Linked DNA regions of Homo sapiens: regions 2, 3, 4, 5, 6 and 7 are each linked to region 1. The links are chromatin loops, found by intact Hi-C in ENCODE. Cell type or tissue: Calu3. All regions are shown on one strand.

Region 1 (4,000 bases):
GTTACCTGACTGTTAGAGGCAGATCCTCCCTGCTCTTCATGGTTGGGAGCTTTATGCACAGTGTGCCCTAAATGGGAGTTATTGAGTGCAGGAGCTATCTGAGAGGAAGAGGGTAAATTTCATTCATGGGTGCTGCATTAGCAAGCCCAATGAGCTAATGTTCCACAACCTGGACATTATTGCCATCTGCCTCTGTGTGACTCCATTATTTTCAACTGGTTTCAATATAGGTAGGAGAGAATGAGAGAGAGAACAGCAAGTGGAGCTGGGAAAGGACTTGGTGACTAAGGCAGAGGCTAAATTCAGTTTCAATCAGCCTCCTAAATTATCACCTACTGTAACCACACTAAATGTGCACTATCTGATACCTGGATACATCCCTGCCTCTGCTTTTGCTCACACTCTTCAGTCAGCCTAGAACTACCTTCCCAAACCCTTACCTCTTCCTACCCTAACCTCCAGCCTTCTCAGACGGGGCCAACCTCTGGGATTCCTCCATCCCCCGAATCCTCACTTATCTTTTTCAAGCATTTTTGTCTTTATCACTCTGGAGTTACACAGACATTTTTAAGTCAAATCTCTATAAGACTCCAAGCTCCTGAATTGTCAAGGGCCAAGTCTCATTTATCTCCAAATCCTCCTTCTCATCCTTCCCCCAGTGGACCAAGTTAAACATTTAGTGGGAACTTATTATGTGCCGGCATGAAACGAAGAGCATTATATTCACGATCTTGCTTAACCTTTCCTAGGAAATAGGTACAGTCATCAGTCTCTAGATGGAACAGGGTCTGTGCTCAAAGGAATTCATCATTCCAGGCACACCTTGCTGCCTCTGGTGTAGGGAAACTTAAAGACTTGAGGCAGACTGGCAGATGTGGTGAAAGTGAGGCTCAGGAAGGCTATGTGCATTTCAAAACTGACTGTTCTATCTTCACTGCCTTAACCTTCACCTACACTGCCCCTGGGTTTAAGAAAAAAATAATTCTCACTTAAAAACAAAATAAAGGCTGGGCACGGGGCTCATATCTATAATCCAAGCGCTTTGGGAGGCTGAGGCTCACTTCAGCTCAGGAGTTCAACACCAAGCTGGGCGACATAGCAAGACCCCATCTCTACAGAAATTTTGTAGGTGGGCACAGTGGTGCATGCCTGTTGTTCCAGGTTACTCGGGAGGCTGAGGCGGGAGGATTGCTTGAGCCCAAGAGGCTGAGGCTGCAGTGAGCTGTGATCACACCACTGCACTCCAGCCTGGGCTACAGAGTGAGACCCTGTCTCTAAAAAATAAAATAACAAAAAAACAAAAATGGGAAGATGAGGAAAATAAAAGTCCAAATGGTCACTGCTCAACGAAGGGCCTAATTGCTCAATGTGAACAAAACTCTTCATCCCCAATCTTTGCTCTGAAAACAGAGGTCTGGATGACTGTGGTTTTGTCACTAGATGAATAGCGAGCCCTGAGGATTGTTAGAATTACAAGGCCCAGACCAGATCCACTCAAATATAGCTGGAAGCTTTCTAGTAACTCTAACCGTGCATGGGGAATGAGCTGCTCAGAGAAGTGAGTCACTTACTGGAATCTGTGCTGCCTGCATTACTCAGCTGATATTAATACACCCACTTGTTCATTAAAGTTTAATTGGAGTTCATGTGAATTGGTTTCACCGGATACTTAATCAAAGAGAACTGTTTGTGTACGAACCGTTCAAATACAAAGCTAGCAACACAGCTCTCCTTCAGCCTCTACACACGTCCACCGGCTGCTCTTTTAATTCTGTTGACACAATAAGTGAGTCAGAGAAGGTGGGACAATGACCCTGATGGAGGATGGGAAAAGCTGTCTATACTCAAACACAAAACAAGAGTAAATGAAAAAATCCTTTGTGAGAAGCCAGCCACAGTTCTCTAAACCCATCAGCTACAGTCAGACACTGGCCAGGACTCGAACGGCACCTCCTAAGCGGGAGCTTGTTCCTTCTAGTTTCTTTCTGGGGCTCATTATCAAAGCTGCAGGTCTCCTCTATTCCCTGGGCACCTGTTTTCTAGCTGTACATCTTTATTTTTAAAATGGGTGGATAAGAAAATTAACTATCATTCAACATAATCACACATTTCTCTTGTGCTGACAAGCAAACCATGAACACAATCCCTAATGCCTATTTATACAATCAGGACTGTCAGTACCCTGTTATTTCTTATCAGATATCTCATTAATCAACATTTGAGAAAGTATAAATTTTTAAAGCTTCTGAGAAAAAAACGTGCATGAAGTTAGGTGGAAATATACTTGCTTCGGTTTGGTGGCTCTAGTTGTGTTACCACTTTTTCCTTAAGTGTGTTCACCATTGTTAAGCATGCATGACTTATTTACCAAAAACAAATCAATATGAGTTTAAAACTTGGCACTATGCACTATTTTGAATCCCTGAAGCAATCCTCAGAGAATAGATTAAAGGGAAATCCACTTTTTAAAACAGGTTTATTGAGATATAATTTACATACAATTCACCCATTTAAAGTTTACGGTTCTGTTTTTAGTATTTCACAGTGTTGTGCAATCATCACCACCATATAAAGAGCATTTTCAGCATCCCAAAAAGAAACTCACAGTTATTAGCAATCACTACCTATCCTCTACCCCAACCCTGCCGGCAACCACTACTTTCTATCGCTACAGACTCTATAGATTTGCCTATTGTGGGCTTTTCACATAAATGGAATCATATAATATGTGGTCTTTCATAACTGGCTTTTTTTTTTTTTTTTTTTTTTTTTTTGACAGAGTTTGGCTCTGTCACCCAGGCTGGAGGGCAGATCTCGGCTCACTGCAACCTCCACCTCCCGGGTTCAAGCCATTCTCCTGCCTCACCATCCTGAGTAGCTGGGATTACAGGCACACACTACTACGCCCAACTGATTTTTGTATTTTTAGTAGAGACGGGGGTTTCACCATGTTGTCCAGACTGGTCTCGAACTCCTGACCTCAAGTGATTCACCCACCTCGGTCTCCCAAAGTGCTGAGATTACAAGCATGAGCCATGGTGCCCGGCCTTGTAACTGGCTTCTTTCACTTTGCCATAATGTTTTCAAGGTTCATCCATGTTGTAGTCCATATCAGTACTTTATTCCTTTCACTGCTGAACAATATCCCATTTTATTTTATGCCACATTTTGCTTTTCCATTCAGCCAATCTACTTCTTAAAAATAAAATAACCTCCCATCTACCAAATAATAGCAAGTGTTTTGATAGATATTAATTCTCAGTTTGACATATATTTTGCTTATCCCTTCGATGATCCACTCATGACTGTCCAATTATCCATGTTTAAAAAGTGAGCTTTGCATTAGACAATTCTCAACAGTGGAATGAGGTGGCAGTACCTTATAACCTAAGCCATTCTACATGTAAAACTCATCAAGATGGTAAGTTTATTGTTTCAGTATACAAAGAGCTCTCGCTAACATGATATAGCTAGATTGTGGGCTCCCCACGTTAGGAGCCATAGTTACAGAGCCCCAGGCGGGCAGGCTTAGAATATACTAGAGGAACAACATCCAAAACCATCTCTCTCTCAAGAAAAACCACATTTTCTGCTTCTTAAGATATTAAACCCAACCACTTAGTAATAAATACCTATAATGTGCTGTGCGCCACCATTATAATTAATAAGATATGAGACCAGTCCTCCAGAGTTCAAAATCTAGCAGAAGAGACATATAGAATGAGTCAATGCCAGCTCAAATAAAATTAACGGTATGAGAGAAACTCAGAGAAGGGAATCTTCCATTTGTTATGTCTCACTTGTAATGCTGGTGATTTCATTTCTAACCTTGTTTGTAGAGTTGGAGCTAATTATTACACAGTAGAGACAGTACATAGACTTCCATGAGAATGTAGAATCTATACAAGTTGATCCTTACTGGGGGCATAAATCACACCAATAAAATTACCAGATGACGTAGACCTCAAAAGAAACCATCAAAAATGGAAAGTCAAGGGGT
Region 2 (4,000 bases), 130 kb after region 1:
TTCATTCATTCATTCATATGTTCATTCAATAAACATTTATTAAATTATTTATAACATCCCAGGATTTGCAGCAGATGCTGTGGATATGAATATGAACAAAAGCTAGAGCCGGACTCAGAGATCTGCACAGGCAGGGAACAGGAAGAATCTGGCATTGCGATAATAGAAAACTTAAGTCCTGGTTCAATGTTTAACTTGCTTGGGTTCTGGGCAAATCATTTAACCTTTCCCAGGTTCAAGCTTCTGATTAAACTTGGACAATAATAATAACCATCCGCAGGACTACTGGTATGATTTACCTGTAATTTGTAGGAAAACACATGTTTCCATAAAGCCCTATAAGAAATGGCAACAGCAAGATAAGTATTATGCTATGTGGATGGTCCATTTTGACCAGGATCCTGCAAGCTGAGCCAGCTACCAATATCTCCCACATGAGTGAGCATTAATTTATTGGCAACGAAATGGTTGTTCCATCACTACTCTGAATGAACTACAGGCCACCATTCTTAGAGCTCAATCATCCATTTTTAACTCTCTCTGCCTTTTGTCTAAAATAATCCTGAGGAGCCAAATGGATAAAGCATTCCCAGATAAGACTGTTATAAGTCTCTTTTCCCAGGAATTAAATTTAAAAAACAAAAAGAAAGAAGAAGAAGAAAGAAGAAAAAAAAAAATCAGGGTTGATAGGTCTTAAAGACCTCGCAGAGGAGTTTTCAACCAATGCCTGAACTTTCACGGTAACAGTTCAGTCAGTCACTGCTTGAATATCTCCAGCAATTAGAGATTCAGTAACTCCAGAAAGAGCCATCTCATCTCATTCAGAATTAAGAGATGTCACAGAATCCTTACAAGATAAAAAAGGGTGGAGATCTTCCTTGACAAGCAGTTCTCTCAAAAGCCGTATGTTCCGTCACCCGTCTAAGACACTGGGCAGACGAGATCACCTCAGTGTTACGCTGGGACCAGGGCTGTGAACTTTGCACGTGTAATTTTCTTAGGTGCTGAGTCTCCCCTTATGCAAAATGAGAAGACTCTGTGACTTCTATTCTATCTGTGAGTCATCTCTCATATCGACTGCCTCAACCCTAATTCGGTTTTGCTTTATCATTTGCCTGGGCTATTGTAGCAGCTCAGACAGCTCCTGCTGTCTCTAGCACCCTTGCCTTCAATCCGTCTAGCACACTATAGCTGATTATTTTCTTAAGGCACAGATCCAGTCATCTCATTGATCTACTCAATGCTCCTTTCAGAATGCAGTCTCAACTTCTCAGTACAGCAATAAAGGTTTCTCTCAATGTAGACCCTAACCCATCTCCACAGCCTCTCTACTATGCAGTCCACCTTCATGACTCTAATTTTTCAAGGCACCATGCACTTTCTCACCTCCATGTCTCTATCCATGTTATGTCTCCCACTTAAATATCCTCTATCCCACCAAACAAATTCCCACTTACCCTTCAATGCCCAATCAAATGACAATCTCTTTATCTGAGTTTCCCCAGGTCCCTAGGGAGTTACCATCCAATTAGAGCCATCAGACTTTTTTTTTTTTCCTGACAGACAGAGTCTATTCTGTAACCCCAGCTGGAGTGCAGTGGTATGATCATAGCTCACTGCAGCCTCAAATTCTGGAGCTCAAGGGATCCTCCCGCCTCAGCCTCTTGAGCAGCTAGGACTATAGGCATGCACTACCACACTGGCTAATTTTTTTATTTTTATTTTTTTAGAGATGGGATCTTGCTATATTACCCAGGATGGTCTTGAACTCCGGGCCTCAAGTGATCCTCCTGCCTCGGCCTCCCAAAGTACCGGGATTACAATGTGAGCTACTGCACCTAGCCCCTTCAGGTATTTTTTGCATATACTTCTACATACTGTCTTGATGATTTATGTGACCTCTTGCAAGCAGAGACCACACTGCATTCACGTTTCCATCGTCGAAACCCAGAGTAACATATCACTAATTCTTTCACAGATGCACCTGATACACGATGTCAAATGAATACACAAATGTATCAAATTTATGGAAAGAATGTTATCTTTAGGGTCCTGTCCAGCTGTCACTACTGGAACCCTAGATATTCTCCAGGTAAAGCTATTAAACTATGACCAAGAAGAGAGACTTCCAGGGTGACAATGACCACCTACTGGAACACTGACCTATCTTTCACCTCATTCTAAGAAAAGGTGTCACTTACCTGCCTGGCCAGGGCAGAGTTTGCCTTTCCCATGAGTCAGGGCACACCCAGCCCTGTGGGTGGCAACTCTTTATTGCACTTCCTGAAAATGATTCGTTTTCATACCAAACAAGACAGAAGCTCCAGGTGCCAACCAAGTTATTTTCTTCCTTGAACTAAACAAGAACCATCTTCAGTGGAAATTCACTAGGAAGTACAAGTGCAGATGACTCTGCATAATGGAAATGAATTTCCACTGTGACCTCTTGGCACAGAGTTTAGTAGAGCATTAGGCTTCCACGGTTACAGCTAGAGATCATTATCAAGATGGGCCACTGGATGGAAAATAATAGATTCAGGGACCCAGCTAAAGTACACACATGAACAGAGAACCAATCTTATTCCTTAACTCTCAGTAGCCAGAGCAATTCAGCTGCCTGCTGAATCCTGGTCTAAGCCTTCCCATCCTTCAATGTCTAACTGAAGGCTCAGCACTTCCAAAAGGCTCCAGCAATTCACAAGTCCATCAGTCCTTCACATGCGCCTCTCCCACGGCACTCTCTTATATTATAGATATACATTAACATGATTTTATCAACCCTCATAAATAGTAAGTGCTTACGATCTTGACATACCCTTCAAACAAACTTAAATTCCACTTCTATAAATGTAGTTTATTCAGCAGACTTTTTTTTTTTTTTTTGGAGACAGAGTCTTGCTCTATTGCCCAGGCTGGAGTGCAGTGGTGCCATCCTGGCTCACTGCAACCTCAGCCTCCTGGGTTCAAGCGATTCTCCTGCCTCAGCCTCCCGAGTAGCTGGGATTACAGGCGCCCACTACCACACCTGGCTAATTTTTTTTTTTTTTGTATATTTAGTAGAGACGAGGTTAAATCATGTTGACCAGGCTGGTCTCAAACTCCTGACCTCACGTGATCCACCCAACTCAGTCTCCCAAAGTGCTGGGACTACAGGCGTGAGCCACCATGCCTGGCCACTCAGCAGACATTTCTTGAGCACCTAGCACCCCCTCTAACAAAAACAGTGGATGTTTGTTGAGTCCTTGCCTTATGCCTGGCCTTATGCACATTATTTACACTACCTCACTCAATATTCACCTATAAGTAGGGTGACCATATAACGTATCCTCCGAATCAGGACACCTATGAGAGTAAAAAGGAACACTACTGATACCACTGAAGTCCTCTGCAAGTTGACAGTTGCGCTGCTGGGTGGTGGCCTGAGTAATTAAGGGACACTAACAATGGCTTCAGCAGGAAGGGTGCATGCTGGAGGCAGGTCAAAGCATCCTCCTTTAAGGTCAGTGACCCTGCCCTGTCCTGATCCTCATGCTTATCCAGCCCATGAAAGGTTCCCACACAAGTTTCTGAAGAAGACCTGGTTTCACCTTCAACACCAGCTTTCCATTTGAACTACAGAGGGATCTCCAGCTATGATGCAAAGTCACAACACAAGCAATTACAACAGTAGAAGCAGACCCTCCACGGGTAACAGATACAAACAGTGCAAACAAAACCCAAGAGAAGGTGGGATGGTGGCAGTGGAAGAAGGGACACTGCACAGCCATCCACTGGTGACAAATCAGCGCACAACCTGGAAATGCCCGTGAATGTCTGTGGCACTCATCCCACTTTTGCGGGCACACTATACTCAACTGTGGTGACCTCATTAATAAGAGATCTAAAAATGAATACGTGGAGAAAACAAATAGTGCCTGTGACCACCAAGGGAGCACCCTGTATTAAACAGCACAACGAGGACTTGAACTAGGAGTTGTCTAGGTCTAAATCCTTTCAGCCC
Region 3 (4,000 bases), 75 kb after region 1:
ACCACTCTGGCACAACTGTTAGTTAACAGAATGTCACATGTTCTGCATTCAGGGGCGCACCAAAGAGAGGTTTGCTAACACCTTCTGTCTTGGATAACACAGTGTGTGGACCTAGCAGGTGTAGGTGCTGAGTTGGACATGCCTAGGGGTGTCGAAGAGCCTCAATGGGGGACACACTGGAACACAAAAGACAGAATGAAAAGTGTAGAAAAGCACGAGTACATGCAACGTCCTTTTGAGGGTCTAAAAGTTCTCTGCAGATGATGTGACTTCTAAACGATGCCTGAACACCCAAGAGGATTTCCACGGATGAGGAGGAGAAAAATAGGCTCAGGGAACACAATGTGCAAAGGCCTTGAGAAGGATGAGTTCAGGGTGTTCTCAGAGAAAGTGACTAATCTGGTGAGGCCAGTGACAGAGGATGCAGAGGAATGTGGTGGGACACACGCCTGGAAAGGGATGTGGCAGCCAGAGCCTGGAAGACCTTGTATCTCATGTTCTAAAGCACTTGGATCTTAAGCCATAGGTGTTGCGTTTCGGGAAGTGACACAATAGAAAGTTAAATGGTAGCCCTATCCCTTTAAGAAATGAATCCCTTTCCATGGTCAGTTTCCAAGCATAGCAAGGGTAGGGGAGCTACCTATGAAGGGATCTTCTCCCTGTGGCCCCACTCACAGAGAAGTCGGGGGGCAGGTGGCTTTCAGAGTTGCTCTTAACCCATACCTTCAGTGACCCTTTCCTCTAGGTCTGAAACTCTCACCAACATAACAGACCCACTGGAAGGCCCAGGAAAGAAACAAAGTTTCACGTTCCAAGCAGGACTACCACTCTGCCTTCAGTGAACTGCCAGTCCCACCCAACTCCTTGAATCAGAAGAAGCTGGTCTGGAGACAGGCTCCATCCAGCCTTTCTGCTGTCTCTTAAGCAGGAGCCAGAGGCCTACCCAGCTTGTACTCTATGTGCCTGAAGCTCAACATCACAGAGCTCACAGAGTTCTCAGCCAGGCCTGAAACCTCGTGACATGAGATTAGTAATGAGCCTGTGCTGATGTCACCACTTAGGTTGTATGGAATCCTCCTTTCCCTTAAAGGAAACTTTGTAGCAGTATCCATATGTCAAGGCCTTCAAAGATGCAATGCCCTCCCTGCCCTTGAAGAGCTCCCAGTCTAGAAGGAGAGATAAGACATCAAGTAAGGGAGGACAAGTGCCACAGAAGAAGCACAGGTAACAATGCAAATTTTCATACCACACGGTGACATGACATGAGGTGATGTCATAAAAAAAAGTCATGACAACAAAGGAAAGGAAAATTGTTGACGATTCCAGATTTACGTGACCTCACCGGGAGAATCAGACCATTTTTATACTACTCCTGTCAACATGGTGGGTTTCAGGGGGAGCACCTATTGTATCACACCCATCTGGCAGATGGGAAAACTCAGGCTCAAGCAAGTTAACTGACAGTGAGGAAGTATCACAGCCGGGATTCAAATCCATATCCCATGCTCATATGCAGCATACATTTGTACTCTATTGCCTCACAGCTAACTGTGGTTGAGTTAGCAGAACAGAGAACACAGAGATCACTTCTAATGGATGGGAGAGCAGGTGGTGATCAAGGATTATTCCCTTCCCAAGATGGCGTCTGTGCAGAAGTTTACAGGAGGATTGGGAGTTCTATGAATGAAGATTGGAGAGGTTATCTCAGGCTAAAGGAAAGGCATGTGCTAAGGCATGAAGGTGAGAAAGTGCAAGATATATCTGGGGGTTGGTAGGAAATGTGTTTGATTTAAAGATATGTAAGCAGGAGCATCAAGGACCCACATGGACCCACAGTGGACCGATGTTGGTGTCCATTTATGACAGGTCCTGGATACCAGGGGCAGGAGTTTTTACTTAATACTGTTAAGTACTAGAAAAGTAATAAATGTTTCACAGCAAAACTGTGGCATGGTTTCAGCTTTACTTGGGATTCTGTGCTCTAACAGTAGGGCTATGCAAATAGCCTTTCAGCACCTGAGCCAGGGTCAGGAATAATGCGCCCTTGGGTCCTTTCAGGTCAATATACAGAAAGACATTGTTCCCTGGCTATGACTTCAGAGGTAAGAAAATCTACACCTATTTCATAGAGCCTGACCATCATCTTAAGAGCCTCCGTGACTCATTAAATATTAAATTCCGGGCCCCGGCTAGAGCACAGGTACCCTCAATTGGTAAACACAGCATGGGGAACAGGATAGAGTCAAAGAATAAAAGGAACTGTGCTTGACCCTTGGATTCTACACTTATTAACTATGGAATTTTGAGCAACTTACTTCCTTTTATCAAGGGTGCAGTTTCTTCATTTGTAAAATGGAAACGATAATATGTATACAGCTAGGTTCTTGTGAGAACAATCAAGTTGTGAGATTAAATATGAGGACGTGTGATTCCTACACGCAGGCTAACATGTTTAGAATAAATCCCCCCCACCCCGCCCCTAAAAGCCACCATGTTGAAAGGGTAGTATAAAAACTGCCCCATCTTCCTGGTAAAGTGATCTAAATCTGGATTTGTCAACAATTTTTTCTTTCTCTGTTGAAAATTGAGCTGTATTCCCCAGGCAAGTCATTACATCTTTTTGTGCCAAATTGTTTTCATCTTTTAAATGACCCAGTAATCCCACTTTGGGCAATATACATAAGGGAATAATCCAAAAGGAAAAAAGAAGGCAATTTGTTCAAAGATGTTATTCATAGTGCTATTTCTGGCTCTTTATATATCCCCCTATTATAGCACTTATCTCACTGTGCTGTAATTATCCACTCCCCTTCCATACGCCTCCAAATTATCTTTGAATCAATCCCCAGCACCTAGCACAATGCCTGGCATACAGTAAGAACTCAATAAATGTTTGTCAACTCAATGAATAGGTAATATAAAAGAAATTTTAGAAGAAACTTGAATGAGCAATAACAAAACACTGTTTTTAAGAGATTATGCTAATTATTTGAAAACCTGGTAACTACAGACTGCAAGAGGGGCGCATGAGAAAGCCTCAGAAATGAGTTTTAGATGACTTAGTGTATGATTTCTGAGCATCTCTGGGCTTAGGCTGATTATAGTATAAGATTGCCAGGGGATACACAGGAGGATGAGGTCACAAGCTAAGTTGCTTTGGCCTGGTGGCTAGAGGATGGGGCTTGGTCAGAATTTTGGATTCTCTACCTGATTCAGCCACTACCTAACTTCTCCAAGACCTGAAAAATGAAGTATCTGCAGGAAAGCCCAGCCTGTTAAAAGGAATTACAGGGAACTGCCAAAGGGCAGCAACTGTGAATTCAAATGTAAATGAAAAAAGAGGGCTGGTAGGTGCCCTTGGACCGCAGTCCAGTCCTCAAGACAAGGAGAGGCTTTCAAACCCCAGCTCTTCTGGGCTCCCACTGAGCCTTCCAGACCCATCTCACATGGAGATTGAAGATTCCTTACCAGGGAGTTTACAGGAGACAGAAATCTCTGCATGAACAGACAACACCATGAAAAAACAACATGTTAAATACAGCCCATAAAGTCAGCATCACTCTGAACGTTCCTCATTCTTGGTGGGAAAGAATGTTTTACAAAAATACCCAGGGAGAGCAAAGGAAGCTGCACGTTCTGCAGGGCTTATTTTGGGGCGTTCCAACAGCTCTCAGCTGGGAAGCCAAAGGCAGGAAGCCACCATCCTCTGTGCACTGGCCCAAAGCTCAAGGTTAGAAACTAAATGGGAGAGGGGTGAGAAACAGATACTCTTTGGTCTTGGAACGCCAGCTGCTTATCTGGGCAACCCCCTAGGGCACCTATTTTCATTTCCCTCTGAGTATCCCAGATTCCTGCCCATTTAGCTCAGCATTTCTCTGAAGGAAATCACACTTGAGATCCTATAGACGATCACTCCCAAACATGCCCCAAACTTACCTCTCCTGCCCAACTTCTATGCCCTAGTCAAAGTTACCACCACATCACACCTGAATTACGGTAA
Region 4 (4,000 bases), 650 kb before region 1:
TACTTGGATAGAGACCCTCAGTAAGGTGACTGTATAATTTATCATCCAAACCCAAAAACTTCAAGGTGAAGGAGGGACCTATTAATAACTAATTATACCAAGACAGAGTCATAAACTGAGATGGCAAATCAGGATGTATTATGATGTACCTTATGATGTACCTTAGCCATAAGGTACATTTTATATTATACCAAGACAAAGTCATAAACTGAGATGGCAAACCAGGATGTATTTATGATGTATTATGATATACCTTAGCCATCAGTATTGAGATCAACAGCAGAGTTTGTATCCACAGAGAAATCTCTATGGCATAAGAGGGATCTAGCAAGCACAAAAATGGCATAACCCAAGGCTGGCTGGGTGTACTGAGACTGAAAGAGAAAGAAGTGACATCTAAATAGAGGAGATGGCATTGAAGCTGGGTTTTGAGGGATGTGAAAGATTTGAATGTGTGGCAGAGATAGGCCAAATAGAGGCCATCAAATTCTGATGAGTTTAAAAAATTTTTTAAGACATCTCAGCCAAGGCCCAAGTGGCAGGAAAGCAGGAGGCGTCCATGGAGCACCGCGACCAGCCAGAACCCATCTGATGTGGCTGCCATGGAAGGAGTGGTAAGACCAACGAGAGATGAGGCAGGAAGGGTGCTGATGCCAGGCTGGGCTTGGTTCTAATTTCCTAGAGAGCACCAGGAGCGAGCTTTCCTCCTCTTATCAGCATGGCTGCACAAATCTCCATTCTCCTCATCCTGGACTTTTGTTGAGACTGCTCAGACCCACATCTCGTGGGCTGCTGCTAGTCTTACCAGGCTGACTGTCTTCCCTCCAACAAGGAAGGGAGTCTCATTTGAGGAACTGCACAACCTCTTCTGGTTTCTGTACCGGTCACTTTCTCTCTCTAGCCACTGGAGAAGTGGGTTGGAGCATTAGGGGGAAGTGTCTGTTTGGCAACCTCACAGGGCTAGAAAACTTGAAGAGGGTGGATTTTAGGGGCTATCCCCTTGAAAACATTCAAACGTTTGAATCTTTCTGGTGAGACCACTTGTATTCCTATTTTCCAGGAGTACACACAAGGCCAGAGGCACTTTGGACCTCAGGGCTTTCAGAGGGGTGAAAGACAAGGCGGTCAGGGAAAGACTTTCTCATTTGGCCTCACTGTTTTGTGATGTATGTCAGGAAGGTGTTATTGTGGTGAACAATGGAGAAGAAGGGAATTTAAAAGCAGAGAAATGAGTGACTCACCCAAGGTCACATAGCAAGTAACAGAGCTGCAAGCGGCTTGAATGCAAATCCCCTGGACCCAGGCCATGTATTCATGAACCTACCTCAAAGCCTGCTCTCAGAAAGAAGTGGAAGAGGGAGAGGAGGAAGACAAGAAAGAAGAAAGAGGAGGGGGAGGAAAAAGAGGGAGAGAAGCAGAGGAGGGGAGAGACAGCAGAGCCCTTCACTGTAGGTGAAGGACCTGGAACCTTCTCCTTTCACCCCTACTCACCCCCACTCCCTTAACTCCTCCTGGACCCAAGAAAATGTGTCCAAGGCTGTGCGGTAGGGAACGGCTGCTGGGTAACTTCTTTGCTGAGGCGCAAGCATGGCCCTGCGGGGTTGCTGAGCCTTTCAAAGGTCACTTGTAAACTCTGATGTGGCGCAGGGGCTGGCCCGGAGGGGCTGGGGCCTGGGCCAGGACGAGAGGACGGGCCTGCCTTTGGTGCCTAGAAATCAAAGCAGTCAACCTTGGGCTTTTTCTTCCCCCTCACACTGAGGCACTTTTATTGGCGAGATGAAGGGAGGCAGAGCGGGCCTTACAGTCCTCGCTTTGCTTTTGGAGGTTAATGACCCAGTTAGCAGCTCTTGGCTGCGTTTCCGACATTTTGCAGACATCAAGCCCCGCGTCTCTGCCAAGTACATTCTGTTCCCTGGAGCACATCCAGTGCATCTCAGATTACTATGTAATGCGACAAAGAGGGAGAGGTGGCTGGGAGGGGCATCGGGGAGCGGGGCGGGGAGGGGAGAGGGCGGGACGCAGGAGCGTGCGGGGAGGAGAGGAGGATGCCACTCTAAATATAGCTGCCCTCCTGGAATGCATCTTTCAAGGTGCTTATTTACTGCACAAGAGTGATCCCAGAGTGAGGGTACGATTGGGCCCTGTCGTCCAGGAATCCTGGAGCGCCGAGAGCGAAGCCCAGAACCAGGGCGAGGACAGACAGTGGGGGTGGGGAGGAGGCTGCAGGAGGCTCCTGGCTGGGAAGGGCTGGGAAGGTGGAATTCGAAGGGGGCGGGGCTAGGAGGTGGTGGCCCCGCCCACAAGGCCGCCGCCCCGCTTTGCAGCTCGAGCCTGAGCTGCAGCCTGCGCGCTAATTATAGACGTGAATGGAAAGCGGCCGCTTCTGAATGATCGCGTTGCTCGAGCTGCCGTTGGAAGCTTAGAAGCAGGTGCTACCGTGCTAGATACAAAGCGATCTATTTAAAAGCCCTCTGTCACGCACGCACACTTACTGACGAATCCTCTGGCTCTCTCCTACCACCGCCCGGTGGCGGATTCCGGAATTGGTTCAAAAGGCCTTGATCCCGAACACCCAGGACAGAGACAGAGTACTTTTCCTACCTCTTTCGCCTGCATCCTTAGAAAACTCCCGTGGATGAGAAGATCCCCAGGCCTTTACAAGCTGTTGTTTTACAAAAGGAGAAACTGAGGCAGGAAGAGGCGGTGGATGTGCACCAGAGCACGTGGTGCGTCGGTGCAATAGCTGAGGTAAACTTCTGGTCTCCTGACAGCCTCTCCATTTGCCTTACCGGGTTGGAACCTGAAGCAAGTCTCACTTTAACGCCGTTAATTTCCAGGCATGGATCTTTAGCCAATGATGAGCATCCTCCTCCTTTCCTGGTTCAGCGCCTGCTCCCTCCAGTCCCCACCCCCACCCCACTCCCACACGGAAAACTTGCTAATGCTGGCTGATTCTCATTGCTGGGTTTACTAGTTCAGGCCTGGAAACTGGGTAACCTCAATAACTATGACCATTTCAGTATGTGTGAGTCAATCTAATGTGCCCTCCCTCAGCATAATCCTGTCACGAGGAACGACGCAGGGGGCAAAACCTAGACTTTTCTTTCCCATCAGCATCTTGGCTGCACCTAGTGCTCACAGCCAAGTGTGTTAATGCACATGATGGCCTAATCCAGTCCATACGAGCACAGTGAAAATTCTTATGCCCATTTTATGGAATCCCTGTAGAAATGGAGTCTTGGAGGGAGGAAGTGACTTGCTCACAGTCATCTGCTGATGAGTGGTCGACTTGAGAGCCAAAACCAAGTTCTCTACCCTCGATGTGGGCTATGTCCAGTATTCATGCTTTGGCCTGCAAGGGGGAGCAGCAATCCACTTAGTAATAAAGAGGGATAAACCTACGTTCCCTCAGACACCTGGAGTGTCCTGAGGATCTCCACTCTGACCATTGGCCTTTTCTGCCTGTGGGTCTGGGGCCACTCCCACGCTAATCCACAGTATTAAACTGGGCATGGAGAGCTGCTGTCTTCTCTAGAAACCGAAATCTCCAAGTCCAGTAACTACATTCAGCTTCCAATAACAAGGCCAATCCTACTTACCACCTGGACCCATCTATGTCTCCCCACCTTTGCTGACTGCTTTGGACTTAACTCTGCCTGTGTCTCTCTTGGCTATTCCTGTAACCTCAAGATCTCCACCAGGGCAGATGGATAAAGAGGCAGCATCCAGTAACATGCTGAAAAAAGAAGGGAGAGGGAATAGGTGTGGATGATAGAATATTTTAGTTGTTTTTTATTTACCTCTTGGAAGCAAAGACTGTATCTTAGTCTTTGTAAGTCCTCCTTCTTCCCAACATATACAAGGTCCAGCCAGCCCAATGCACCGAGCATAGCAGACAACCAGAAATGTTAAAGAGTCATAAAACTTTCACATGGCTGTGGAAAATTGTATATACCTAGGTTGGTCACAGTCATGTTTCTCTGATAACAAAGATAGGTAG
Region 5 (4,000 bases), 71 kb before region 1:
ATTATTAAGCTCTGAAAGGTTTTTATTTCCCCCTCCTAACAACATTTCATTTCAAAACTGTTTGATCCTTAAATAAACCTGTAATTTCTCCTGTGGGGAAGGGAGGGCAGATGGAGGTCTACAGTTTAGCCCAAATGACTTTATATTTCACACAAGATTATTATAAGATGACAGATGTGAACCTTAAGAATTTTAACAATAAAGTCATGCTATCCAAAGAATGTTCCACAGAACACAAGTCTGGGAAATCATCCACAAAATGGTTCCATTATAAAATAAATTGGACAAAACCTGAATCTAACATAAGAGAAAAGAAAGTTGTGCTTATTGCTTTTGCCTGTTCGACTTCTCAGAGTTAAACTTGTTGGGGATGCATCAAGAATCTCCACAATGGGTGGAAATAATAGCAAGAGTCCCACAGTGATTTGACCATTTATGAATCTAGTATTTCATGGAGCACATTTTAGAAAAGGCTGCCATGAATATAACAACTGACTAGGATAAGGGCATAGCTTTAGACTTGACAGCATCCTTACTCCTGAATGTTAAGTTCTACAATCCAATTAGGAACTTGTACATTTAACTCTATTTTTATCGACATCATATTTATATATTAACTAGTATGCTAAATTCTATTTTTATCCACACCAGATATATCTATTAACTAGTATGTTTAACTCTATTTTTATCTATACCAGATCTATTTTATAATAGATGTGACAATAGGCAACTAAAATATTTGACACTCAGAGTGATTTCTACTTCTTGAGATTTTCTTGGAATGTAGAAGAAGCCATAACCCACTCTATAAGGACTGGGTTCTCCCTCTGCTACAAACATACCCTGTGATAATAGGCCATGCTAAGGGGAACTTTCTCTCTTCTCTTTTTTTTTTCTAACTATTCATAGGCTTAACTAAGAATCAACTTTCTGGCCAGGTGCAGTGGCTCACGCCTGTAATCCCAGCACTTTGGGAGGCCAAGGTGGGTGGATCATGAGGTCAGGAGATCGAGACCATCCTGGCTAACATGGTGAAACCCCGTCTCTACTAAAAATACAAAAAATTAGCCGGGCATGGTGGCGGGTGCCTGTAGTCCCACCTATTCGGGAGGCTGAGGCAGGAGAATGACTTGAACCCAGGAGGCGGAGCTTGCAGTGAGGCGAGATCGCACCACTGCACTCCAGCCTGGGCGACAGAGCGAGACTCTGTCTCAAAAAAAAAAAAAATCAATTCTTTATAATGCAGCAAAACAGTGAGAAGACATCAGGCATAGAGCTAACAAGGGAATGAGAACTGATGCTGTCCCTGTCTAACTGAAAGCCTGCAGCACAGGCCAATATTTGTCTCAGGGTCTCAGCTTTCTCACACGCATGTGAGCTAAACAGATTCCCCGCTTTCACATCTCATGAGTCTGTGATTTTAGCAGTGGCTCTTCATTATCTCTGAAGACAATTCCAATGTGGGGTTACATTGGCAAATGACAAAATAGAGTTTCCAGCACTCATTCCCTCTCAGAAACTTCTAAACAACTAGCCACACACCAAAATACCTCACACACGTTAAGGAATTCAGGCGAGAGTGCAGCACCTGGGTGGAACATAGAAATAAGAAATGACGCATTGAGGAAGGCAGGAAGGACAGCTTAACATGACCTGTACAACCCCCAGCACACCGCTGACATAACCTCCAGGTGAGGGAAAGAGAGTGCCCTTCACCACGGAGCCCAGCCCCAGAATCCCCTCTAAGGCAAAATCAGTGTCTCAAGGAGACACCTGCACTCCCATGTTCACTGCTGCGTTATTCACAATAGCCAGGATGTGGAATCGATCTAAATGTCCATCATTTGAAGAGTGAATAAAGAAAATGCGGTGTATTACCACGTGGAATGTTATTCAGCCTTAACAAAGAAGGAAATCCTGTCATTTACGAGAAGATGGATGAATCTGGAGGAAATGTTGCTTAAGGAACTAAGCCAGGCACAGAAAAACAAACACTGCGTGACCTCACTGATATGTGCAAATTAAAAAAGTCAAACACATAGAAGCAGAGCAAAATGATGGCTACCGGGACCAGGGGAATGAGGAGATCTTGGTTCTTGGTCAAAGGGAGATCCAGTGATACCAAATGAATAATTCTGGAGATTTAATACACAGTGCGGTGGCTGTAGTTAATACTGTATTGTACACTTGAAATTTGCTAATAGAGTAAATCTTAAACGTTCTCACCACATACACAGAAAGGTAACTGTGAGGTGATGCCTATGTTAATTAGCTTGACTAGGGTAATCATTTCACAATGCAATGTACCTCAAAATATGTTGTATACCTTAACTATACATAACTTTTGTTTCGTCAATTATATCCTGATAAAGCTGGAAATTGATTTTTTAATAAAAACAAAATAAAAGATAACATTCAACAGAGTAAAAAAAAAAAAAAAGAAGAAGAAAAGAAAGAAAGAAAGACATTACCAAGATGTTTTGAGCAACGGGGCAGCAACTTAGGAACAAGTGTTCCCTGTGCCTGAATTCCAGTCTCACAAAGACTGCTGCTCGAATAACTACCTCTTGCAGGTACGTGTTCTAAGGTCTAGGCTAAAACTCCAGTCTCATGATTCTACAGTCATGACATGTAATGTTTGGCCAGCAACACACACATTATGGTGCCTCATCAAGTCACATACTAAAAGTGACGGTAAACTTAAAATCAGCTTGACATGGCAGAGAGCAGAGGCGAGACAGACACAGCGTGGAAACACATTCACCACATACTGCAGGGTTGCTGGTGGCATCCTCTGTTGTCATAATGACCTTCTACAGGAAAAGTATTTAAACATACACTTCTACTGCCCAGAATATAATGCATTCTAGGAAATACTCTCTTGCTGAAACCTACCCAGATTTATTTTTAATGGCAGAGGACAAGAGTGGTTTTAATATTAGCTTCTAGGAAAAGGAAGAGATAAAGAGAGAAAAGTAAGATTAAGAGGTCACCAGAAAAAAAAAAAAAAGCGCTTCTATTACCCTTAAAACTCATCTGAGAGAGGAAAAAAACATAAGGAGGACTCAATAGCCCTTTATTAGCCCTCTGTTTAGTGCTCTAAAGAGAACTCTATGATTCTTCTACAGACATCCAACACTTGCTGCCTCTGTCATTCCTATTCCTGCCTCTCACTCAGACAAAAGAAGAAAGCCCCCTTTGAAATACATTTATTAGAATGGACTCCAGGGCTTCTTCCTCTGTTCATTTTAAATACAAGACATCAATACTATAAAAGCCTCACTCACACATCTACTGGTGCTGGAACTTAGGTCCCACCTACAATAACAGGCCTCCAAACGGTCTGAATGGTGGCCAGAGGGCAGCAGGAAACAAATATGAAAAATAAAATAAAATGTGCAGCTCCAAAACTTCACTCAGCCTGGGAAGTCTTTTCCCCTTTCTGCCAGGTCGAATTCAAATTCTAATGAGCGTGCAGGTTCCAGATCAAAACCCTCCTCCTCCAGAAAGTCTTCCTTTATTTTCTCTCCATTTAACTCCAATCCCAGCCAAAACTAACATCTCTCTCCTCTAATGACTACAAATTCCTCAACTCTATCTCTGAGTGTTTTTGCATGTCTATCTCCAATAGAAGTTTTCTGCATTAATTGTCACCAGCCCCATTCTCCCAGAAAGGAAACCCCATAAGTGTAGAAGCTGTGTCTGGTTTAATTCAACAAATATGAAAATAAAATTTGTCTAAAAAACGAACGAAGGCAAGTATATAAATAAGTATCAAATAAGAAAGGCTCTATTAAAGACAGTAAGACAGGGATAGCAAAAAGATTCCAGGGCAGAAGTTAAGCAAGTCTGTGTCAGGTATGAAACTAGATATGAAGACTTCCAAACACAATGCAATATATTGACTGAAAAGCATGGAGATAGCTAACATTAACTGAGCATAAACAATGAGTCGGGCAGGGCCTTAAACATTTTTGGTAATAACTCTGAATCCCCAAAG
Region 6 (4,000 bases), 54 kb before region 1:
CTTACTCTTCAAATCCTTGTAATATCTTATCAAAGTCCAATTAATAATCTTTCAAAGCCAGCTCTTGTCCCTAGTTCTATAAGAAACCTCCAATAGGAAAGAGTTCTCCAAATTCTGTCTCTCTCAAAGTATAATTACTGAGCTCACACATCACACCAAGTCTTGACTGGCCCTGAATCAAACTCACCTCCACAGACCCGCCAGCTCCCTCCTTCAATTTCTTAGCAAGCTACCTTGCTTGTAGGTGTTGAGTAAATGATTACTAAGTCACGTTGGTCTGAGAGCCACAGTTCGTGGACACTCAGCCAAGTATCTTCTAAAACATGCCATGTTGCCTGCCTCTGACAAGCTCAGAAGTGTGCAATCCCCAGAGCAAGCAAAATGGTTTCAGCCACCTCCAAATCCATCAAGCTTTTTACTAGACCAGCTGAACGTGCAGCAAAGGAGAAGAGGCATGAAGGAAAGGAGAGGAAGAGCAAAGGGCATGGACTGCAAATTGGATGAACAGCATGCTTGTGAGCTCAGGAGCACTGGTATTATCATTCCAGTTTTACAAGTAAGAAATTTGCAGTGCAGCAATTCAACAGCTGGCCGAGGGCCTCAGACAGAGTCCCTGATGGAGCAAACAGGTCTCAGTGCTGCCACCTTTTCGGCTACTGCTTTTACCACTGTGGTAAAATGTTGTATAGACAAAGTCTCCATACGTGCCATCCATGGGGCAGGCCCACTGAACCTATTGCAGAGGATAGGAGGCATCTGGAAAGAAAGAGCCACAGAAGCTACTTACAGCAAAGGTTTATACCGAGTTTATACTCAGCCAGTAATGTCTGAGTGAAAGCATGGCAGAAAGATTGATGAGACAGCGCTGTGTAACTCCAGAGGCAACCCCAGGCACTTATCAAATGGGAATTTTAAAAAATCCCTTTAAACACACGAGGACTCAGATGCCAGCACACGTTTTGATGGCCCCAGCCAGACAGCAAAGGCATATTGGCACCACTGTAATTTGTCCATTCACCAATATGCTTCCCAGAAAGCACCCATATGCTTTCTTTTAGCATCCATATGCTTTTTGAGCAAGGAAACTAAAATATTTCATTAGTTTTGAGTAATTAATAATTACTTATTTCACAATAGTCACCCTCATTAAAAAGCAAAAATAACTGATTAAGCTGCAGGATCCTGGCTTTCAACTCAGGCTTTTTAAATTTTTTTAAAAAAATTCTTCCCCTCTAGGAATTGAGTAATAGGGTAAAGCAGCCAGTGTGGAAATATTCACACTACAGGGAATGAACAGTTATCACCCACAACCCAGCATTCCTCTTGACTGAGACATCGTGGTTTAATGAAAAGAACATGGACTTTGGATCAGAAAGACTTAGAATCCAATCCCAGTTTGACCCCTTCTGAATAGTAACTTCTAAGGAAATGAAGGGTGTTAAAAAGATAAAGCCTGCTGGATCCCTTCAACCCAGTCTTCCATTATTCCCAAGGAGTGACTTCACAGCATCCCCGCCCCCCGGACCCCGCTATCTCAAGGCATGGTACAGCATGCCCCAAGAATGCTGGCAGCATGCCAGGCATTGTCAGCACACCACAGCAATAGCCTTGAAATAGGGCGAGGGCCGAAGTGAATGTTTCTCAAACACTAATGAGCATATGAACTACCTGGGGCTCTTGTTAAAGTAGAGATTCTCATTCAGAAGTTCTAGAGTATGATCTGAGATTTGCATTTCTAACAAGCTCCCATGTAATGCTGATGCTTCCGGTCCTCAGACCAAACTTTGAGAAGCAAGAGACTTACAACTGTCAAGATGAAGTTAGGAAATAGAATCTTGAAAAGCAGAACATCTGTGCCTGTCTCATTGGGCTGTGATAAGGATTATTAATCAGATGGGTGATAGTATTTCTGTATATTGAACAGTACACTGGTATAGTCCTGTTAAAAGGGTATGGTTTCAGCCACGCACGGTGGCTCATGCCTGTAATCCCAGCAATTTGGGAGGCTGAGGCAGGTGGATCACCTGAGGTCAGGAGTTTGAGACCAGCCTGGCCAACATGGTGAAACCTTGTCTCTACTAAAAATACAAAAAATTAGCTGGGCGTGGTGGCTCATGCCTGTAATCCCAGCTACTACAGAGGCTGAAGCAGGAGAATCGCTTGAACCCAGGAGGCAGAGGTTGCAGTGAGCCAAGGTCATGCCGGTGCACTCCAGCCTGAGCAATAAGAGCAAAACTCCATCTCAAAAAAAAAAGAAAGAAAGAAAAGAAAAAGGGTATGGTTTCTATTACAGACAACAAACCTGAGACCCAAGTAAATCAAGTAACTTATCCAAGGCCACACAACTAATCCTGCTGACCTTCAAATACAGGTTTATCTGCCTGTCAAGCCTATCAGTGTGAGTATATGCCAACGGAAAGGTAGGAAATAAAAGTAGATACTACTGTAGATTGCTGGTATAAAGCCTTGTTCTTGTTTTGCCATTATTCTCAGAGAGCCATTAACCTGCTGTGTGAATTTTAGTAAGTCTTACCCCTTCTAACCACCTCCATTTCTGCATCTGCAAGGTGAAGGTACTGCCATTGAGAAACTCCGAGGCGTCTTCCATCTCTGACCTGCCTTTCACTCTTCTGGCCCCCCCACACACTCACAGTGGGTCATCAGGTGCTAAGCTTTAGCTTCACACATGTGGCAGTCATCACAATTTGGCAGCATCCAAATTCTAGCTGCTCACATCTGCATTTGTGCTGATCTGTGCGTGGTCAGAAGTTATCTCTGTTAAAAGTCTCAAGCTCAATATAATGGGGGGGTAGGCCGGGAGGAGGGGAACAAAATAGATGACCCAAAGCACTGAAATTCCTATTTAGGTGAAAACTCAGTATGATCAGGGCACTATGACCCTAACTACTCTTCATCTCCTCATCTCACTTACCAAATGAAGATATTGAGAGCACTAACCTGACAGAAGTTTGAAGAACAAGAAAAAAACTGAGTTATGCATAATGTGTTTCATATGATTATCTAGCTTTTTTTATTCTTTCTTAAGGAGCCAGATAAACACGTAGTTAACGAATTATGATATGAAGTAATTCATAATGTATGATCTTGTCCCTTCCTAAAATCCCATAGTACACATTCTCTGTATTCCTCTGGGGCCCATCTACCATTTTCTACCAGAAATTTCCATGGTTTATGAACTTGCATCATTGTCTCTATTTGTCTTCAATGTTATCTCTGGAGGTATTCACATATTTTGGAGTAAATCCGGATTTAAATCCAGATTTTATATTTATTAGCTGTAAAACTTTGGGCAAATTACTCAACCTCTCTGAGCACCTAGCAATTTTCTATTTTATAGGATTATATACAATAATGTATTGAGATGTCTAGCATTTAGCAAATTCTGAATTAAAATTGAATTTGAATGCATGAGTGAATGAATGAAGTAGAATAAGAGTTTCAATATTAAAATATCACTCAATAGTTTGAGATACATACATGCCAAAAGTCATGCTACAAAACGAGCCTAACACTCAGAGTATAACAATAGGTGACTACGGGGAAAATCCAACAGCAAAAGGAAATGTATGCCACTCAAATGTCATCTCATACTTCCCACATAGAATGAAAACTTTTGCTTAACTCATGGATGGCCTTCAGAGCATCTACAAACCTCCTAAACTTGTTGATAGCATTTTCTGGAGTTCTGCATTTTCCAACTATTTCATAAATTCATCTGAGTTTCTGAAAATTCCATAATCCTCACATCTGCCCCAAACACAGGATCATGTGTATGCACGTGTGCACGCACATACACACACGTATATTAAGAACTACTACTTTAGGCCAGGCACGGTGGCTCACACCTGTAATCCCAGCACTTTGGTAGGCCGAGGCGGGTGGACTCCTGAGGTCAGGAGTTTGAGAGCAGCCTGACCAACATGGTGAAACCCCATCTCTACTTAAAAAAAAAAAAAAAAATTAGCTGGGCGTGGGGGTG
Region 7 (4,000 bases), 260 kb after region 1:
GTGAACATGCTTTTCCTTGCAGAATGATCAGTCCACAAAAGACATGTAAGATGAGGGCAACAGCCAATAGAACCCACTCCCTCTTTCTGCAGAAACACAGTTGTCATGAATGCTGTGATGCGGCCCCCCTGAATGCCCTTTGGAACTGAGGGACTCATTTCTGCTACTCAGTACTGCTGGGATCACAGCTGAATCTCTTCCTAGGAATTGCCGTAGCCTGAAGGGAGCTGCCTTACCCAAGGTGAAACCTCCATCCTAGGCACAGATCCCATCCAATGACTAGTTGATGTAGGGATGCAGAGACCTGACCCCGTGGCTTCAATCCCAGACAATTCTGAAAAGCCACACCAGCTCCTGACCAACCACAGTGCATTCAACCTCTCCTGCCACCCAATCCTGCTTCCCTCACTCCTTTGCATTCCCAATAAACTCCCTGCTCACGAAGCTTCATCTCAGAGTCTGTTTCCCAGGGAACCCTAGGGCAACTTGTGTTGTCCCTAGTTGACTGTGTCCTCCACAATCAGTTGCCATATTGTTTAAGTGAGAACCAAGTTCTCACCAGTTTTTTACTAAGTTTGTTTCTTGTACGTGAAGATGAGACAAACCATATCCAAATAAGTGTTGGTGCACCTGAAAGAATGGTGGGTTATTCCCTTAAAATTACTTGAGATAATAAAAGTTAAAACTACAGGAAGATAACAAAAATAGCCAAGTGAAGTAATATATGTAAAACAGTTGACATTTCCCAATCTGTTTCACACAAAGCTTTGGACCCCATTTATGTGCCAGTCCATTTCTGCGTCCCCACTGCCTCCACGCCTGCGGCTCACTTAGGGGAATGTCTCGGAGGCTGATACCTTTCTGGCATCTCCTACTACTGCCAGCTTCCTCAGTCATCCCCACCCCACTCAGGAAAGGGCTGGGCTGTGGCATGGCCTCTGCCACACCTGCTGGATGGGAGCCGTGCTATCACAGCTCCAGTGCTAGAACCAACCAGATGGGACCATGTTGCTTTCCTCCTTCCACCAGATGATGACTCACATCTTGCTTCCCCAGGGCTGCTCAGAGGAGTAGGGTGATACCACGGAGATCCAGGAGAGTTAACTCTCCATGAGATGAAGTTTGCCCCATGTGAGAAGGGAGGCAGAAGGGAGGTGACTATCACACCCTCACCTTTCTTCCAGCTCCTCCCTGCTCCAGCAATATTCTGTATTGCAGTGGTTCCCTCAAGGACAATATCTCACAAGAATGAGTCATTGGCCACATTCCCTGGTGGTGCTGTGGCCAGTGTGGTCCTCACCTTCTTGCATTTTTCCCCCCTCCTTTCTGCCTCCCTCCCTTCACCCTTATTCTTGCTGCCTGGAATTATGCTGTCTCAGAAAGCAGCAGCATGTCAGCTTTGCTTCAAATTTTCCCCAGATAATCCAGGTGAAGGCATGGGCATTAACTTATTTGATTGGTTTTCACAAAAAGTCATCCTCTGGGGGGTTAGAATTATTGCTGGTATTTTTCAGTTGAGTAGACTAGGGGTAAAATAAACTGCCTGAGGCCAAAGCTGCACAGGAGGTGGTAGATCAGGGCTCAGTCTGCGTTCTGGCTCCAAATTTGCTGTTTTCCTTACACTTGAATTTAAGTTTCCATCAAGAGTTATACAACCAAGGAACTATATCTGCTCCTGTAAAGGCAGTATTTAGGGGTGGGGTGGGGTGGGTGTGAGGGTGTGCAGGAATCACTAGAAAGGACATAGAAAAATCTCCCGCAGGAGGTGGATGAATTGAGATGATAGTCCCATGGGCTCCACTTCCTGTCTTTCTATCCCAAACTTTCACTTTCCGCAGGTTCAACATCAAATGTGCATTTTTAGGCTCATGAGAGTAAAGAAAATACTGTTGCCATGCGTATGAGTTTCCTAGGGTGGTTTAAAAGGAAGAGACTATTCTCTCAAAGTTCTGGAGGCTACAGGTCCTAAATCAAGGTGTCGGCAGGACCATGCTCCCTCTGGAGGCTCCAGAGGAAAATTTATTCTCTGCCTCTTCCTGCTTGTGGGGGTTGTCAGCAATCTGACTTGCCAACAGTCTTCCCTTCGCTTTCCTCCTATGTGTGCTCTCATTATCTTGCTTTGCCTTTATCTGATAAGAACACTTGGAATGGCATTGAGGATCCTCACATTTAACCCACAGAAAGCACATCTCAAAATAATTAATTTAATTACATCAGCAGTGACCCTTTCATTCCAAAAAGGTAATATTGACAAATTCCAGGGATTAGAACTTGATATATTTGGGTGGCCATTATTCAACTTGCTATGCTTGATAATAGGCTAATTTGCCTGGAGACATCAGTGTGTCCTTAAACAGGCTTAGAAACAGTTCTGAGTGTTCCTCAACATTACATTAGTTGTCTTACCGGCTGGTGCAGGGGAGGAGTCCTCTGGGCTGTAGAGGTGGCTGAAGCCAAGCTTTCTGCTTTTCCAGTAGTGAGCTAACAGGGGCACTGAGCAGAATTTACCCTGCCCAACCCTCTGAGCCCTAGGTAGGGAGGTCTGTGATGTTGTCTTGATGGTGCATGATTCCCCTACTGCTGGGACCACAGAGGATCCCTGGGCTGTATTGCCTTTGTTTGAATTTTCAGTTGCTGTCAATCACCCTGAGCCAATATTTATATTTCACAGAACTATCTCATGGCAACTTTTAGAGGAAAGAATCTTTCTAATCACAAATATTTGCAGTACGTGACCTTGTTGCACTTTGGCCAGTGATGTTGAAAAATGGGTCATGTGCAGCCCGGAGGTCCCCTACAGATATGTCTGTTTGAACAGTTTCCTGGCAGTACTGTCTTCTTAGGGCTCTTGTGGAGATTACTGAGGTGCTGAATAAAAAAGAGAACAAACTGTGCCTGAGGGCCAGATGCCATGCAAAGAGAGTCTTAGCAAATGCCAACTTCCTTCTTTTATTTATTCTTAGGCTGCTTCCTCTTCATTTTCTTCAGGGGCTACATTTGATTATATTAATTAGCGTATTTTTTCCTCAAGTTCTCTACCCAACTCCCAACCCTTTAGTTCCAGCAGTTAATATTACTTTTAATTTCTAGAAAATTGAGGCACTGGAGTAAATTCCCTTAATTGGGGCCTCCCTCACCTTTACTCTGTCACCTGCAAAGGTACCTTCGTGCTCATCCGTTCTCCCTTCTTTCAGTCTTAGAACTATTTAAAGCCACGTCTTATACTGGCATGGAGGGTTAGCCATTCTTATGTCCTCTAGGTCTTCATTCCATCAGTTAGTTCCTTGCTCTCTCTTTTCCAGAGTGGCTCCATTAAAATGTAATTAATGTACCATAAAAGTCACCCCTTTAAAGTGTAAAATAATATTTGTAGTACATTAATGAACTTTTGATTTAATAATCACTACCCAATTCTAGAATATTTTCAGCATCGGAGAAAGAAACTCAGCACCCACTGGCAAATCTCTCTCCATTTCCACTCCCTTCCCACCCCCAGCCCCCAGCTTTGGGTAAACACTTAGCTACTTTCTGTCTCTATAGTTTTTCCTATTCTGAACATTTCATATCAGCGAACTCATACAATAAGCCATCTTTCCTAAGTGGCTTCTTTCACTTAACAAAATAGTTTCAAGGTTTATCCATGTTGTATCACACATCAGTATATCATTACTTTTGATGTATAAATAATATTTCACCACATTTTGTTTATTTATCAGTTCATTAATATTTGAATTCTTTCCATGTTTTGGCTATTATGAATAATGATTCATATACAAGTTTTTGTGTGGGCATGTTTTCTCTTCTCTTTGGCATATATCTAGGAATGGAACTGCCAGGTCATATGTTAACCATATATTTAACATTTTTAGGAGTGATCAAACTTTTCCAAAATGTCTACACCATTTTACATTCCCACCAACAATGCATAGGGGCTCTAATTTTTCATCATCCTTACCAACATCTATTATTACCTTTTTGATCACACATATGCTAGTGTTGT

Evidence for each region. Peaks named below come from ENCODE experiments on the same cell type or tissue, not always from the same donor. Only the 100,000 strongest peaks of a DNase experiment are listed, where the experiment ranks them.
Region 2: it touches region 1 in a loop (3-fold over the local background); 7 of 110 quality-filtered maps call a loop at or near these places.
Region 3: it touches region 1 in a loop (3-fold over the local background); 5 of 110 quality-filtered maps call a loop at or near these places.
Region 4: it touches region 1 in a loop (8-fold over the local background); 16 of 110 quality-filtered maps call a loop at or near these places.
Region 5: it touches region 1 in a loop (2.3-fold over the local background); 3 of 110 quality-filtered maps call a loop at or near these places.
Region 6: a loop joins it to region 1, with 3 times the contacts of the local background. A loop is called at or near these places in 12 of 110 quality-filtered maps.
Region 7: it touches region 1 in a loop (2.2-fold over the local background); 4 of 110 quality-filtered maps call a loop at or near these places.

Annotation. Positions count from the first base shown.
Region 1 is chr3:188,292,831-188,296,830 of GRCh38, reverse strand. The region is part of intron 2 of LPP (LIM domain containing preferred translocation partner in lipoma); the gene reads right to left. Among named protein-coding and RNA genes, the nearest start is that of FLJ42393, 120 kb to the right of the region's middle. In Calu3, no CTCF peak of the experiment used is centred here; a DNase peak (open chromatin) is centred at 1,790.
Region 2 is chr3:188,162,835-188,166,834 of GRCh38, reverse strand. The region is part of intron 1 of LPP (LIM domain containing preferred translocation partner in lipoma); the gene reads right to left. Among named protein-coding and RNA genes, the nearest start is that of LPP, 11 kb to the right of the region's middle. RefSeq lists an enhancer at 1,394-2,593. In Calu3, no CTCF peak of the experiment used is centred here; DNase peaks (open chromatin) are centred at 144, 1,054 and 2,234.
Region 3 is chr3:188,217,548-188,221,547 of GRCh38, reverse strand. All of the region lies in intron 1 of LPP (LIM domain containing preferred translocation partner in lipoma), which reads right to left. Among named protein-coding and RNA genes, the nearest start is that of FLJ42393, 41 kb to the right of the region's middle. In Calu3, no CTCF peak of the experiment used is centred here; a DNase peak (open chromatin) is centred at 2,127.
Region 4 is chr3:188,946,027-188,950,026 of GRCh38, reverse strand. It overlaps TPRG1-AS1 (TPRG1 antisense RNA 1), which reads left to right and starts at 2,388. Exons shown (of 2, transcript NR_046873.1): 1 at 2,388-2,748. In Calu3, a CTCF peak has its summit at 2,479; DNase peaks (open chromatin) are centred at 1,296, 1,666, 1,966 and 2,266.
Region 5 is chr3:188,364,128-188,368,127 of GRCh38, reverse strand. The region is part of intron 3 of LPP (LIM domain containing preferred translocation partner in lipoma); the gene reads right to left. Among named protein-coding and RNA genes, the nearest start is that of FLJ42393, 190 kb to the right of the region's middle. In Calu3, no CTCF peak of the experiment used is centred here; DNase peaks (open chromatin) are centred at 1,697 and 1,987.
Region 6 is chr3:188,346,408-188,350,407 of GRCh38, reverse strand. The region is part of intron 3 of LPP (LIM domain containing preferred translocation partner in lipoma); the gene reads right to left. Among named protein-coding and RNA genes, the nearest start is that of FLJ42393, 170 kb to the right of the region's middle. In Calu3, no CTCF peak of the experiment used is centred here; DNase peaks (open chromatin) are centred at 247, 627 and 1,587.
Region 7 is chr3:188,035,316-188,039,315 of GRCh38, reverse strand. All of the region lies in intron 2 of LOC107986166 (a long non-coding RNA gene), which reads left to right. Among named protein-coding and RNA genes, the nearest start is that of LINC01991, 61 kb to the right of the region's middle. RefSeq lists an enhancer at 2,561-2,855. In Calu3, CTCF peaks have their summits at 1,760 and 1,965 (motif pointing left); a DNase peak (open chromatin) is centred at 1,995.